2 separate regions of the Homo sapiens genome follow, and region 2 is linked to region 1. Evidence: read pairs that join two places in POLR2A ChIA-PET (ENCODE). Cell type or tissue: MCF 10A. All regions are shown on one strand. Each heading gives the region's core, and the rest is flanking DNA. Links, peaks and the distances in the headings are about the cores only.

The links. Peaks named below come from ENCODE experiments on the same cell type or tissue, not always from the same donor. Only the 100,000 strongest peaks of a DNase experiment are listed, where the experiment ranks them.
Region 2: POLR2A ChIA-PET joins it to region 1 with 5 read pairs; 2 of 35 experiments call an interaction of 5 or more read pairs at or near these places.

The regions. Positions count from the first base shown.
Region 1 is chr18:54,919,806-54,928,085 of GRCh38, reverse strand. The region is part of intron 8 of CCDC68 (coiled-coil domain containing 68); the gene reads left to right. Among named protein-coding and RNA genes, the nearest start is that of CCDC68, 36 kb to the left of the region's middle. In MCF 10A, for the core only: no CTCF peak of the experiment used is centred there; no DNase peak of the experiment used is centred there.
Region 2 is chr18:54,818,874-54,827,153 of GRCh38, reverse strand. It overlaps a transcript of RAB27B not described here. Among named protein-coding and RNA genes, the nearest start is that of RAB27B, 5.5 kb to the left of the region's middle. In MCF 10A, for the core only: no CTCF peak of the experiment used is centred there; a DNase peak (open chromatin) is centred at 3,803.

The sequences.
Region 1 (8,280 bases), core at 3,803-6,302:
TATAATATTGTTCAAAGTCAAATCGATTTCAAGATCTTAGTTTGTCATCCTAGAACTGTTGTTCACTAGGGTATCAGGCACCATTATGGACAGAATTGTTGTCATTTATTCAATGATGTGTGCTCAGACATCCCTCTTTCTCAGTCTTTCGATTTCCCCCCTACAGGCTCCCTGCTGCTTCCTTTCCTTTTTTATCTTTCTTCCCACCTGTCCTCATATGTTGTACCTTCTGCCTGGCTTGTAATCCTGCATTTTGGACCACATATGCCAAAGCCCAGAAATGGGCTGATCCTGGCAATTACACACACACATTTGAAACATACTAGGATACCAATATGTTATTAATTTTCCTATCTTCTTCCCTGTAACAAACATATAGCCCAAGAGAGTGGACTTCTAAGATAGTTTTATAACACTGAACATTTCTGTAGAGATTGAAGGAAATACTGTAGAAAGTATCCTTAGATCTTGGAATTACATATGGATATTCATAACTTAATTCTAAGTACATCTTCAGTTAATATTTTTTCTTAAATAGGCAGAGCTTTTCCAGGTAGCAGAACTACTGATTTGTACGCATCTTCCATTAAAAGTTCAGGCCTTCCAAGCTTGATTTTTTTTTTCCTTTAAAAAATGTGTTTTAAAAAAAATTGGTGATAGGGCTATTGTCTGTCTTTGAGCCAACAATATACCTGTTTTAAAAACCAACCTGATCTATTCTTTCTCTTCTATTCTATATAAGCAGTTGTTATAAATAATTCTTTAAAAGCTCCTAAGGAAGTTTTAGAAATTTCTTGGGAAAAATGGATGTTTGGTGTTTCTAGAAAGGTTTTTCCAACATCCAGGCTTATGCAATTTTTACAGATTGTAGGTATCATACATATTTGTGATGACTTATTACTTTGTCTGAGCTTTATGTAGAGGCATTCAGTTTGTGAAGTAACAAGAAAATGAAATCAGTATGACTCAGACTCTTTTGGTTGAAATAACAGAGACTTGATTAAGCTACTACAAAAAAGACAGTTTCTGTTAGGTTAAGATTAGATAGATATGGTCATAAAAAAGAGACAGAAAAGTCAAAAAGATTTGTCTTCTTAAAAATAAGGTTGACTCCATATTTCTATTACCATTACTGGTAATTGACACAGGTAAAATGCTTTGCAGTTTTCAGAATAACCTCAGGTAACTTCTTTATTTTATTCCTTTCATTCACCTTTCTGGGAAAGAGATGAAGTTCTAATTGAGTTGTCCAAGATTGCTCAATCTCTCAGAAATTATAGAGCTCGGAGATTTTGCTCCTACATTCTCATACATAGCAAAGCATTAGCTCATTCTGCTATACAAGATTTTGACCATCTTTCTTTTATTTCTAGAAACCTCTGAAGATCTCTTAAACTGGGTTCTTCATTCCTCTGAGTGACGACTAGCAAAAAGCCATTTTCCAACTTTTCCATCTGCCCTGCCACATCACGAACAAATATGCAGGCCTTTTTAAGAGTTATCTTTTGGGGAAACATATTTGGGATTGATATGGTTTGGCTGTGTCCCCACCCGAAAAGATGAGAATCTTGAATTGTAGTTCCCATAATCCCTACATGTCATGGGAGAAACCTGGTGGGAGGTAATTGAACCATGGGGGCGGTTAGCCCAATGCTGCTGTTCTCATGAGTTCTCACAAGTTCTGATGGTTTTATAAGGGGCTTTTCCTCCTTTTGCTTTGCACTTCTCCTTGCTGCATGGTTTTGGCCCGCCATGTGAAGAAGGACATGTTTACTTGCCCTTCCAACATGACTGTAAGTTTCCTGAGGCCTCCCCAGCCCTGCAGAACTGTGAATCAACTAAACCTCTTTCCTTTATAAATTACCCAGTCTCGGGTATGTTTTCATAGCAGCATGAGAACAGACTAATACAGGGAGCTGTAAAAATAAACAGTGTTGGCCCCTCTGTATTTACATAGATGCTGCTTAGGAATGGAAACTCCTTAGAGGAGGAAAGACCTTGAAGCTGAGGTTGCATGTCAAAGCATATGGTTGCCACTTAAATTGTACATTTATCTGCAGTAGTTTGGGGTGGGAGTGTTCTCTCAAGGCACCCCTTTGGTACCACCAATGAAAATAATAATAAAGAAGAATTTTATAGAAAATAGTAAGACACATTCATGAATTTTGTTGAAATGCAAACAGGGCTACACCTACATCCAAGCTGATTCTTTCCCTTAGTCTGGCCTGGGAATGGTAAGGATCTGACCTCTTCTCTTCTTGTGGTTGTGGTCCCTAGTTATCCTTTATTCCACTGGGGGCCCATAGTCAGTGATGTTTACACTCATGGAAGTCCAGAGAAACATTGGATCCTAAACAGAAGGCAGTATGAGTCCCCACAGATGGTAGTAAGATTCTTTTATAGCTTCAGAGAAGCTCTACGATGCCACTAATCTCACTATCTTCTGTATCCTGTGGGATTTCTATGTAGGGCTATTCACATTTCCAATGCCTCTATAATCTGTAGTGTACCCAGAAGTAGCCTCTTAGAGCCTGCAACATGGCTTTCGTTGCTACTTTTATTTCCTTTGTCTCAGCACCTAGTTCTTTTGGCTTCTTCTGGAATTTTCATTCTCATCAACATCTTACTACATGAATCCTTGATAAGAAATGTACTTTATAAAGATTTAAACATGTTATATTCTTGAGTTGTGTAAATATGGCCATGCTCAGGCTATTCATGCCCTTTGTGAAATTTTTAAGAAAATCTAAGGTTATTTATAAAAACTATGTAAAATATAATATGATTACTTAAATTAGAAAAAAATTAGATGATGAGGACAAGGAGATATAAGAATAGGTATACCATAAGGTTACATTTACAAAATTAGGCCCATGGATGCTACAGACTTGCTCACAGGGGATCACTGACTCAGTTTCAAATTTTCCAGCAGCCAACCCAAACAGGAAATGATGATTAGTTTTCTGAGTCACAATTCCACATGATTAAAACCAATCAGGTGTTTGCGATCATTCAGTTATTTCTTATCTATCTATAAAGCCAGAAAGAAAATTGCCCAGGGTATGGTCATAAAAAGAACCCTGAATAATGTTTTCAGCTTACCCCTTGTAATAAACACAAAGGCTTACCTCAGAACATCATCTAAACAGAATAGCATGATGCCAACACAATTCAATAAAAGCCATTGGAACAGGGGGGAACAGAGGGCACGGTGAGAAAGTCCAATAATGCTACCCGCTATGGTATAAGTTGACCCAAAGATAGATTGTCGAGTATTGTGAGGAGTGGAGGGAGAGAAGTTCTCCATGAACTCAGTTTCTTTTCACCAACCCTTTGGGAGACGTTGGGGAGTAGAGAAATTGAGGGTGGGCTTCCTGTCAAGTGCTTCTTCTATGATCATCCCATGTTGCTAATTAGAGGCAAAGTAATTTCTTTTCACATTTCTGCAGTTAAAGATAGGATTGACTTCCTTTCTTGAATGCTAAGGAATCTAACAGGAAGTGAACCAGAAATAGTTGTCTCTTCCCCCTCCTTCAGTGATGAATTGAGAGAGAATCCTCAATTCCCTCCTTCAAAAGGGTAGGGCAGAGATTCTCTTCTCTTTTTGTTGGGGCTTTTTCTGCTTGCCCCCATTGGCATTCCAGGCTGCTGTTTTTTTCCAGCTCCAAGTCTGGGATGTGTGAGATAAAAAGAAACCCCAGAGGATTCACCATTGTGTCATTTCTTGGATCCCAGGTTCCAGAGCCAGTCTGCCTTCTTCTCTCCGCTGTTCAGAGTCTTCTTGTGTTTTTTTTTTCATATACAATATCCAGGGCTTTTAGTTGTATTTAGCAGGAACAATGGGGAAAAGCATGTATTCTACATTTTCTTAGAAGCCAAAGCTTTTCAATTCTGCTTTAATTTCAACATTTGCTTTATATTTTTATTCAGTTGCATTGTAGAGGAAAACATGATCAAAAATTATGTTGAGACATTGGAAGGCAGAGCATGAATCCCAGATACAGACATTTGCCTCCTTTTTTTAGGCTTGACCCTTCCTTATGTTTTCTTCCTCCAGTTTTGCTTGTGTACCTCTTTATTAAGATTGGGCTAGGTGCAGTGGTTGATGCCTGTAATCCCAGCACTTTGGGAGGCTGAGGTGGGCAGATCACTTGAGGTCAGCCTGGCCAACATGGTGAAACCCCGTCTCCACTAAAAATAGAAAAATTAGCCGGGCATAGTGATGGGTGCCTGTAATTCCCAGCTACTCAAGAGGCTAAGGCAGGAGAATCACTTATACCCAGGAGCTGGAGGTTGCAGTGAGCCGAGATTGCATCATTGCACTTCAGGCTGGGTGACAGAGTGAGACTTTGTTTAAAAAAAAAAAAAGACTGAGTGCTTTAACAGAAAGATAAATAACAAAGCTCAAAAGAAGATCAAGTGGCAGCTTACTTAGATATATTTTTACATTTAAAGGTCTTAAATGGATGACTAGGCTTCATATTTATTGGACAGTCCTAATAGAGATTTTCTGCAATGGCCTTTAGTCACTGTTTTAGTGTGTTAATGGAGACAAGTGAAGCCCCAAGGCCATGTGTTTTCAAGAGTGCTTCTAGAAATAGTTTTCTTCTATTTTGAGGCCAATTTCAATTTTTTTTTTTTTTTTACTTACAGTGAACGCTATGGTAATACCTTCAAGGAGTACATGGGAAATTTTTCTGAGCTTGGGATTTTTGATAGAAAAATAACAACCTATGTTCTCTGTGCCTAAAGCCATCTTTTTTTCCCATTGGTTCCAAGGTTCTGGGTCATGGGACACAAAAAGAACCATTTTAAATTCTCACCTTACTCACCTTTAACAGCTTACAGTATTTTTATATTTCGTGCATATTCAAAGCCAGCTTGCCTCTGCGAGGCGTCTTAAGCTCTTTCTCATTACTTCCTGGGAAAGTCCTGAGTCTGACCATTAAGTGGGTCATAGCTGCTCTTTCTGTTATTTTTATCTTTTCTTCTTTTACTTTCCTTGCTGGAGCAATTTTGAATTTTAGCACCAGCTATGGACCCAATTTCTGTTTGCCCTCTGTGTTTTGATCTTTTTTTTTTTTTTTTTTTTTTTTTTGAGACGGAGTCTTGCTCTGTCACCCAGGCTGGATTGCAGTGGCACGATCTCGCCTCACTGCAACCTCCACCTCCTGGGTTCAAGCGATTCTTGTACCTCAGTCTCCCAAGTAGCTGGGATTACAGGCGCATGCCACCATGCCCGGCTAATTTTTGTATTTTTAGTAGTGACAGGGTCTCACCATGTTGGCCAGGCTGATCTCGAACTCCTGACCTCAAGTGATCCACTCGCCTTGGCCTCCCATAGTGCTGGGATTACAGGTGTGAGCCACCACACCCAGCATAATTTTTGCATTTTTAATAGAGATGGATTTTGCCATGTTGGCCAGGCTGGTCTTGAACTCCTGGTTTCAAGTGATCTACCCGCCTTGGCCTCCCAGATTGCTTGAATTACAGACGTGAGCCACCATGCCTGGCCTGTTTTGATCTTTATATCCTCCAGTCATCTTTTCCTAGTAACTGAGGTTTTCTTCTGAGGCTCCTTAGTTACCCCATCCTCTGCATGTTCGCAGCAATTCTACCCTCCAAGGGTTCTGAGCAACATCTGCAGATTTCTCAGTCCTGCCTCTCGCACACTCCCAATCTCCCCGGACTTCTGAAGACATCCTGCCCCTGAAGATTCTCTGTGGGCGGTAAGCCTTCTCACTGTTTGTTCAGAATGTTTGCCAACATCCAAAGTCTGGTCTCACCTTGGAAGGCTCTTCCATCTCCCCGCAACATCCTTAGGGTGTGGCACCTTACCCGCTGGGGGTGCTGAAATTTCCTCAGTCTCCCGTGCCTCAAGAAGCCTCTGAACCTCAAGTCTAGGGACAACTGAAATCTAATGTGAATACAGGCTGGTGTGCTGATGCAGCCATTCTCTGAACTTGAATTTTGGAAATACTGAGGGCTCAGTATTGCTGCTATTGTCAGTTCAAACTACATGGGCACAAAGCGTTTTCATCTGAATCAGGCATCCAGCTTATTTCTTTTCAAACACTTCCTGCCGTGGACCATGGAAAAAAAAACAAGGGGACTGCTTGTTTATTTACTTGGTTCGGATTCCCTACTGCCCCTCTCTAAGAGAAAAAGATCAAAGTGAGGCTTTCTGCCAGGTATGGGGTCCTTTAAATGATCATGTTATAAAAAGCAGATAAAATATTGGCACAGCTGAACTAGTTAGTGATCTTCCTTCAGCCTGCATTGACCGTTTACATTTCTTTCATAGCTTTTCTTAGTTTCATAGTTGCTTGTAGTGTTAATCAAGAGGAGGGAAATGGACTTTCACAGTGAGATTTCGTTGTGTAGGTATGATAATCAGACATGTTTCCGATTATCATCTAAAACAGAGTAGCACGCTTGACGCGTGTTCTTGTTCCCCCGTCATTTTGTGTCTTCTCTTTCTGTTCTCTGCATCCTTCTCCCAGGCCCCTCATTTGCTTCACTCCCCTCACCAATGTTGTAGGCGTCCTGTTCCCTGTAGATTTCTTGTGGCTGTACTCCCAAACATTCTCCTATCTTCCCCTCCTGTCTCTTTCTAGAGTCCTGGAAGATTACAATAATTTCTTTTGTAATTGTAAATTGTAAACTTCTTTTGTTTTCTTTCCAGGACTCTATTGGACCAATTAAAATAAAGCTTCTGATTTTTTGTTTTAATTTCAACTTTTATTTTACCTGTGGGAGTACATGTGCAGGTTTGTTACGTGGGTATATTGCCTGATGCTGAGGTTTGGGCTACTATTGAATCTGTCACCTAGGTAGCCAGCATAGCACTCAGGTAGTTTTTTAACCCTTTCCCCTCCATTCTTTCCCCCTCTAATAGTCCGCAGCGTCTATTGTTTCCTTCTTTACGTTTGTGTTTGCCCAGTGTTTAGCTCCCACTTATAAGTGGAATTGTGCAGTATTTGATTTTATTTTTATGCCTTAATTCACTTAGGATGATGACCTTCAGTTGCATCCACGTTGCTGCAAAAGGCACAATTTCATTCCTTTTTATGGCTGCATAGTATTCCATGGTGTATATATAACACATTTTCTGTATTGAATCCACTGTTGATAGGCACCTAGGTTGTTTCTATGTCTTTGCTGTCGTGAATACTGCTGTGATGGACATAAGAGTACACATGTCTTTTTGGTAGAATGATCGGTTTTCCTTTGGGTATATACCCAGTAATGGGATTGTTGGGTTGAATGGTAGTTCTATTTTTACCCTTTTAAGAAATGTCCAAACTGCTTTCCAAAGTGGCTGAACTAATTTACATTCCCACCAACAGTGTATAAGCATTCCCTTTTCTCTGCATCCTTGCCAACATCTGTTATTTTTTTACTTTTTAATAATAGCCATTATGACTGCTGCGAGATGGTATCTCATAGTGGTTTAGATGTGCATTTCTCTGAAACAATGTTTTAGTCCATTATATGAAACAAAATGAAAACTAATAACTCTTTTTTTCTAATTAGAACATGCTATATAGTATTTTATGAATTTCTGCTATCTTTGTGATACACATAGAGGCTGAGGTGGGTGGATCAGCTGAGGTCAGGAGCTCAAGACCAGCCTCGCCAACATGGTGAAACTCCATCTCTACTAAAAATACAAAAATTAGCCAGGTGTGGTGGTGCATGCTTGTAATCCCAGCTGCAAGAATTTCTTGAGCCCAGAAGTGGTGGTTGCGGTGAGCCAAGATCGCCTCACTACACTCCAGCCTGGGCGACAGAGTAAGACTCCGTCTGAAAAAAAACAAACCAACAACAACAAAAAAAAAAAAAAAAAGAAAAAAGAAAGAAACAGAATTGGGATGACATTGGATAAGAGCAAAGGCCAAGTGACTTCTCCGAGGTCACAATGCTTCTAAGCTTGATGGTGTTGCCACAGTGCATGTGGCTTCATAACTCTAATAACAGTAGCAAGAAGAGAAACAGCCAAAACAGTACAACCAATTCCAGTTACCTGAATGAAGCTTTGGGAAAGTATAAATAATCTAAATTCAAAATTGACTTTTTTTTCCATAATGATGGATGTGGACTCAAAAATATTTGCTGGAATTAAATTTCTTCCTTTCTTCTCCTTTTTTCCCCCCGTTTCCCTATGGAATGATAGTAGAATTACCAAAAGTAGGAATCCAAAAAATAAAAAATAAAAAAAGACAAACACAGACAATCCACAACATATACTAAGCCCGAATCATTAGAAATTGGTTTCTT
Region 2 (8,280 bases), core at 2,421-4,920, 100 kb after region 1:
AAAGTATGTATGCTTGGAATCTATATTTATGATAAATCTACTTTGCATTTAACAGCAATATCTAAGTATATAAGAAGTGTGTGTCCATGGGCCCAGACAGAAATAAAAGAAAGAACATAAGAGCCTTGAATCTTTTCCACTGTTAACACATTGACTTAAAATCACCCTCTGTGCTATACAATGATAACCCATATTCTTTATCTAGTTCATGTGTTCACTACTGACATTAGTCCTAATAGCTATTATTTCCTGTATGCAATAGAGTTTCATCTCATTTGGCTTTCACAACATTACTGTGAAATAGGCAAGGCGTCTATTATATTTATTGTCTCCATTTTCAGAATGAGGTAACTGAGGTTGAGAAAGTCGCAGTAAATCTGTCCAAAGTGATGAAGTTCAAAAGGTGGAAGACAGGTCTATTGATCCTGAATGCCGAGCTCACAGTGGTCACTGTGTTGTACTACCTCACTGCAACTTCTAGAAAAGGTTCCTGCCATAAGAAAATCTGACACACACATTTATTGATGACTCTCCTTGCCACCTTTCCCTAGATAAGTGTGTCACCTGCTTTATAGGGCCAACTCTTGCAGGGATAGCTCTCCTGGAGTGACTTGCCACATATGGTCCTGTCTCCGAGGTTCCAAGGCTCAGATTCAGTAGTGTTACATAGTGACACTACCAGAGAGTGGTGGAACATTTCCTTCCCTGGGAAGAGGGGTTCCAAGGAAGAGAAAGAGTAGGAAGACATAAGAGAAATGTTGCTTGGCCACTCCATGAAGGCCACTTTGACCAGAGGTAGAGCAGAATAAAAAACAGTGGAAAACCAGTGAAAACAAGGTGACAGCATTGTGTGTCATGATAATAATAGTAATAACATCTTCCTGTACCTGGAGTTTATGTAGCATAACTTAAGTAGACATAACATCTGTCTAATTCAATCAATATGGCACTGAGGTAAACATTAATGTACATGGGGTGATGTGTAGTTACAAATGGCAAGATTATCACATGTATTTCATCTCTCCTCAAACTGCTTTATTACAAGAATAAATGAATTTTTTTAAATGTTATTGAATCACAAAGACAAATAAGCAGATAAAATAACACATAAACTTGTAATGAATTTTGGAAGAAGCTAAATCAGATGCAGGCGTGGTAACTGATTTGGAAGAGCAGAGGATTCTATACACTGCATGCCTGCAGGAGAGATTATGGTAAAAAGCAAGCCAATTCTTCCTGCAAAACCTGGGCAGGCTCAGGCCTAGGAGGCAGAAATCTCAGCATAGAAGGAGGCCAGGTGGTGGGGTAAACACAGGGGTTTGGTTATACGTCTGTATATTGGAATGCTTGGACCCAGAGTTCCCTTCCCCACTGTCACACAATCAACCAACCATAAGTTCCTCCATCTGCTCAATCCAGCTTCCAGGAGACTGGAGGTTTATTTTCTGGAGAAAGTAAACTAGAGTAATTTGTGGTTCAACAAGATGAACTGAACACATGCCTTTTTACCCTGCTCCTAGAGATAATGAATAAAAAAGAAATTTATATACAAAACAGGAAAAAAATCTTTTGAAATTGAAAATATACTCAACATTTACAAAAAAACTGACAGATGGGTTAGAAGACTAAGTTGAAAAATCTATTTAGCTGCAGAAAATTTTCAAAAAATGGAAAAAAATTCTGACTAATGGAAATCTCAGAAAGCTCTAGAAAAGACTTCTTTCTATGCAGAAAAGGATAAAAACACTAATTTGAAAACAATGCAAAAACAATACCAGAAATGAAGATGATGAACTTTGGAGATCGAAAGTTTCACTAAACGTCCAGGAAAACAATCCTTTAAATTAATCAAATAATTAAACTCATCGAAATATATCATTCTGAGATAAAATAAATGCAGGAATAAAGAGAAAAACCTAAAACATCTTCCAGAGACATAAAGCAGATCACATACAAGGAAAAAAAATTGCATTGGATTTCTCAAGAGCAATAATGGATCCAGAAGTTTCTTTGAATGCCTTCACATTTTTTAAATGAAATTATTTTGAACTTAGAATTGTATATCAAGACAAACTGTCAGCCAAGCTTGATTTTAAAAAATTTTCAGATATGCAAGGACTTAAAAAATATACATCCTGTGTGCCATTTTAAAGTAACAGTTCCCCAAACAAGCTTATAAATCAAGAAAGAGGAAGAGATGAAACCCCAAAAATGCAGGCCCAACATAAGAGGCAGTAAAATAAATTCTCCAGAGCAATAAGTGTGAAGCAGGCCTAAAGAGAGGTGAACAGATGGCTTGCAGTAGGAATGTCTCCAAGAAAAAAAAAAATGGAAAGAAAATGATAGATTGTTTGATACACATGTGCATTTGAAAATACAGTAGATAGCGGGAAGTGCCCGCCAGATTCCATGTTCTGCTCTTTTTCCTGAGCACCACACTAGATTTCATTTCTTAGCCCCTTGCAGGTGGGGAGGCATGTCACTGAGGTCTGGTTCATGGATTGTGGGCAGAAGTCATGTACATCGCTTCCAGGGTATGCCCATAAAATAACCCCTGAGATCCTCCACACTTCCCCTCTTCCCTTACTAGTGCGCAGATGCGAAGAACCAACGAAGAGCTCTAAGCCCCTAGAAGACATGAAAGCCCCTAGATGAAAAGTCATGAACCTGAATTAGGGTGTGACATGGCTACCTCAGCTGCCACACATTGGACTACCACATGAGCTAGAAGTAAACTTGTATTGTATGATGCCACGAAGATTTTTTAGAGTTGTTACCACAGTTAGATCACTCTGTTACAGTCTTAAAGATCAGTCAGAGGCAATTGTGAATAATATACAATAGGTACGGAGTGTGCTGAACTAATTTTAAAAGGATATTATTAACTCCATGAGAAACAAAAAGTTGCAAGAAAAAAGAAACATTATGATAGAATACCACTTTGTTCAGATCTGGACATAATAAAAATATTGGGAATGCCAACAAGAGAATTAACCCTAACCTACAATAAAACTACATGTGGAGGATGGCAGAGGGAAAGACTATCTGTGTATATGTGCAGAGAAGACAGCTAAACCCTCAATCATCATAACAAAAATCAATAAATAATGTGTAAAGTTGCTAAATAAAGAAATAGCAGGATAGGCAAACCAATTAGACATATAAAAGTACAAAAGCTGCTAAAGAGTCAAATGTTTGCCTGTGGGGATTAAGACCAGGGCTTAGGAGGCGATCTGCACTGTTCCACAAGAACTGTAGATTTTGATTTTGTTTTAAATTATGAGATGTATTACCTTAATAAAAATAAAGTTAATTTTAAATTACCCTTAAAATACACATAAGGAAACAAAAGATATTTGTTCTATAGAGAAAACACTATGCTTTATTAAAGTATTTGCATATACTTTAATATAATGATCTATAAGCAGTGGAGAAAGTGAATTGAAATGCAGAATGAAGATAGATTTGAGAGGTTTGCACAATGATTTATTCATTCAACAAACATTTATTAAGCAACTTGTGCCTGGTACACTGCCAGGTATGGGGGATGCAGTGCAGAACATGAAGGAAAAATAAAGGTGGGTTCTAAGAGAAAACCAGCATTTGTAAGCTTTAAACAACAAATATATTTGGTTTCTTCTCTCTTGTCTTTAGTAGCATGAGTCACTGACCTTCTGGTCATGATAATGCCTTTCATCCTTCACCATCCTCTTAAAAATTTCTCTTGACTTGACCCCCTCACTGATGAGATCCGAGATTTCGTAACCCTTCTCTTGCGATTGCAGGGAAGGCTTCACCAGAAAGTTATGCACGGGTGTGCCCCTACCTCCTGCTGATTTTCTGTTCATGTGAAGAAGTCTGTTTAATCACAAATAAAAATCCACCCTTCTCCAGTTTGAGAAAACCTCACAGTGTGACTAACAAGTCATAAGACTGGACTTCCAGGCCATGCTAGTTTTCTTCACAACGAATATGTAACTTTGAGAAATATATACATGCTTAAGAGACTTTCTACTGGCAAATTACTTTAAATGTGTAGCTCATAAAGACCTATTTTAGATATCTGCTCATTAAACTGGCTATGTTTTCACAATTGTACCTACTGCATCTACTCTGTGGTGAGGTCTTAACCTTCCCAGTTCCAACCTCATGTTGCCTGTTTCTTAGAATGTGTAATGAAGATATACTTGGACCTCATTTGAGATTATTGTAATTTTGTCTAATTTTTTCTTCTTATGTTAGAGGAACATGCTGTGGGAAAGGCCCAAATAATTTCACGAGTGATGTTCACATATAGCCTTGATGAATGTCCTAACTTGCCAAGAAGTCACAGTAGTGTGGGTATGCCATGATCCTGTCTATGAATATTTGACATCTTTATTAAAAAAACCTATAAGCAGAATTTTAGAAATAATTACAACATTGTTTAATCAATTTTAAAAACTAGTTAAAGAGAAGAAAAGTTATAAAAATAAGAACTAAGCAAATAGGAAAGAATAATTCATTTTCTACAAGTCATATGACAATACACATACATAAATATAGTCATTTATTAGCATATATAATTGTATGTGTGGACATAAGTATAGTCATATGCAAATCCATATAAAATGTTTAATTATATTTGCTTTGCTGGTAGCTTTACGGTGAGGTGCAAAATAAAATGTCATATGGGCTTACCATATAAGTACAAATGAATATATGGTGATTTCTCCATTTTCCCAAAAGCTGTTACCTAAAACCAGTGTTTTTGTTAATTTTGCTGCTTTTTAAACTGCAAACACTTCAAGCTGTGATGTCATATATTCAGGAATGATTATTAAATCATCTTAAATTCCTTGCTGGCCTTTTAACCAATTATAAGGTATTTTTTTCAGGCATCTAAACTAACATTGATTAATATAATTTCAAGCAAATATGTCTTTCCTTCTCAAAGTACACTTTTATCAAATTAATTTGATGATTGTTTCCTTATAAGAGAACTATAAGGACTCCAATGTTAAGATAACTATCTCTTTTTTAAGGTATAATTTGGGAAATTATCTTGCCTTATTTTTTGGCCATATATGATGATATAAGTTGTAAAGAATAACAGCTAGTTGACTGGGCATGGTAGCCCACTCTTGTAATCCCAGCACTTTGGGAGGTCTAGGCGGGTGGATCACCTGAGGTCAGGAGTTTCAGACCAGCCTGGCCGACATGGTGAAACCTCATCTCTACTAATAATACAAAAATTAGCCAGGCATGGGGGCCATGCCTGTAATCCCAGCTACTCGGGAGACTGAGGCAGAAGAATTGCTTCAGCCCCGGAGGCAGAGGTTGCAGTGAGCCGAGATCGTGTCATTGCACTCCAGCCTGGGCGACAAGCGTGAAACGCCATCTCAAAAAAATAAAAATAACAGCTAGCTAATTAAGGTTTGATGATAGCAAAGAATCACATGCTATATGATTACTTTTTTAAAACTATACTTTTGGGAAATAATGTCAATAAACCTTATAATTTGAAGTCAGGTGGCGTGATGCCTCCAGCTTTGTTCTTTTGGCTTGGGATTGACTTGGCAATGCGGGCTCTTTTTTGGTTCCATATGAACTTTAAAATAGTTTTTTCCAGTTCTGTGAAGAAAGTCATTGGTAGCTTGATGGGGATGGAAATAAAAGGTATTCAATTAGGAAAAGAGGAAGTCAAATTGTGGGCAGTATGGCCATTTTCACGATATTGATTCTTCCTACCCATGAGCATGGAATGTTCTTCCATTTGTTTGTATCCTCTTTTATTTCACTGAGCAGTGGTTTGCAGTTCTTCTTGAAGAGGTCCTTCAGGTCCCTTGTAAGTTGGATTCCTAGGTATTTTATTCTCTTTGAAGCAATTGTGAATGGGAGTTCACTCATGATTTGGCTCTCTGTTTGTCTGTTATTTGTGTATAAGAATGCTTGTTATTTTTGCACATTGATTTTGTATCCTGAGAATTTGTGGAAGTTGCCTATCAGCTTAAAGAGATTTTGGGCTGAGATGATGGGGTTTTCTAGATATACAATCATGTCGTCTGCAAACAGGGACAATTTGACTTCCTCTTTTCCTAACTGAATACCCTTTATTTCCTTCCCCATCAAGCTACTAATGACTTTCTTCACAGCTACAGTAACCAAAACAGCATGGTACTTGTACCAAAACAGAGATATAGACCAATGGAACAGAACAGAGCCCTCAGAAATAATGCCGCATATCTACAACCATCTGATCTTTGACAAACCTGACAAAACCAAGAAATGGGGAAATGATTCCCTATTTAATAAATGGTGCTGGGAAAACTAGCTAGCCATATGTAGAAAGCTGAAACTGGATCCCTTCCTTACACCTTATGCAAAAATTAATTCAAGGTGGATTAAAGAATTAAATGTTAGAATTGAAACCATAAAAACTTTAGAAGAAAACCCAGGCAATACCATTCAGGACATAGGCATGGGCAAGGACTTCATGTCTAAAACACCAAAAGCAATGGCAACAAAAGCCAAAATTGACAAATGGGATCTAATTAAACTAAAGAGCTTCTGCACAGCAAAAGAAACTACCATCAGAGTGAACAGGCAACCTACAAAATGGGAGAAAATTTTTGCAATCTACTCATCTGACAAAGGGCTAATATCCAGAATCTACGATGAACTCAAACAAATTTACAAGAAAAAAACAATCCCATCAAAAAGTGGGCAAACGATATGAACAAACACTTCTCAAAAGAAGACATTTATGCAGCCAAAAGGCACATGAAAAAATGCTCATCATCACTGGCCATCAGAGAAATGCAAATCAAAACCACAATGAGATACCATCTCACACCAGTTAGAATGGCAATCATTAAAAACTCAGGAAACAACAGGTGCTGGAGAGGATGTGGAGAAACAGGAACACTTTTACACTGTTGGTGGGACTGTAAACTAGTTCAACCACTGTGGAAGTCAGTGTGGCGATTCCTCAGGGATCTAGAACTAGAAATACCATTTGACCCAGCTATCCCATTACCGGGTATATACCCAAAGGATTATAAATCGTGCTGCTATAAAGACACTTGCACACGTATGTTTATCGCAGCACTATTCACAACAGCAAAGTCTTGGAACCAAGCCATATGTCCAACAATGATAGACTGGCTTAAGAAAATGTGGCACATATACACCGTGGAATACTATGCAGCCAAAAAAATGATGAGTTCATATCCTTTGTAGGGACATGGATGAAGCTGGAAACTATCATTCTCAGTAAACTATTGCAAGGACAAAAAACCAAACACTGCATGTTCTCACTCATAGGTGGGAATTGAACAATTAGAATACATGCACACAGGAAGGGGAACATCACACACGGGAGCCTGTTGTGGGGTGGGGGAGGGGGGAGGGATAGCATTAGGAGATATACCTAATGTTAAATGACGAGTTAATGGGTGCAGCACACCAACATGGCACATGTATACATATGTAACTAACATGCACGTTGTGCACATGTACTCTAAAACTGTAAGTTTTATACTTTAAGTATAATAAAAATAAAAAATAAATAAAAAATAAATAAACCTTATAATTATGTGGAACATGATCTATTCTTTTTTTTTTCTTTTTTTTTTTTTTTTGAGATGGAGTCTTGTTCTGTCGCCCACGCTGGAGTGCAGTGCTGTGATGTTGGCTTACTGCAACCTCCGTCTCTCAGGCTCAAGTGATCCTCCCACCTCAGCCTCCTGAGTAGCTAGGATTACAGCTGCATGCCACTATGCTTAGCTAATTTTTTGTATGATCTAGTCAATTTTTATTATCAATCTGGTAACAGCTTATATGACTATAAGGAATTATTTTTTATTTTTTATTATATTTCTAATAGTATACTAAAATAAGTAATGTAATAAGTATGTTTATATTTATGTATTATATTTTATAATTCTATTATATTTAGAATTATAATTATATAATATTTATAGTATATAATATTCATTAATAATTATGTTAATATATAATTATTTATAATAAGTACATTTCTATTTTTAAAGTAATGTGAAAATTCTAAATACTACGGCCATACAATTCCTTCTGAAATATGTATTGCTGCCATAAACAATAAGTAGGTTTCTGTTCTATGGATTTTTTTAGCTACAGATTTCATTGCTACTGAAGGTTGAGTGGCTGGAAGAAAATCCCTACATACTTCATATAAAATATGAATATGCTAGAACCATTCAATTTATTTTAAATCAATTATAAACAATATATTTTTATAGTCATATTTTTGGTGTGAGT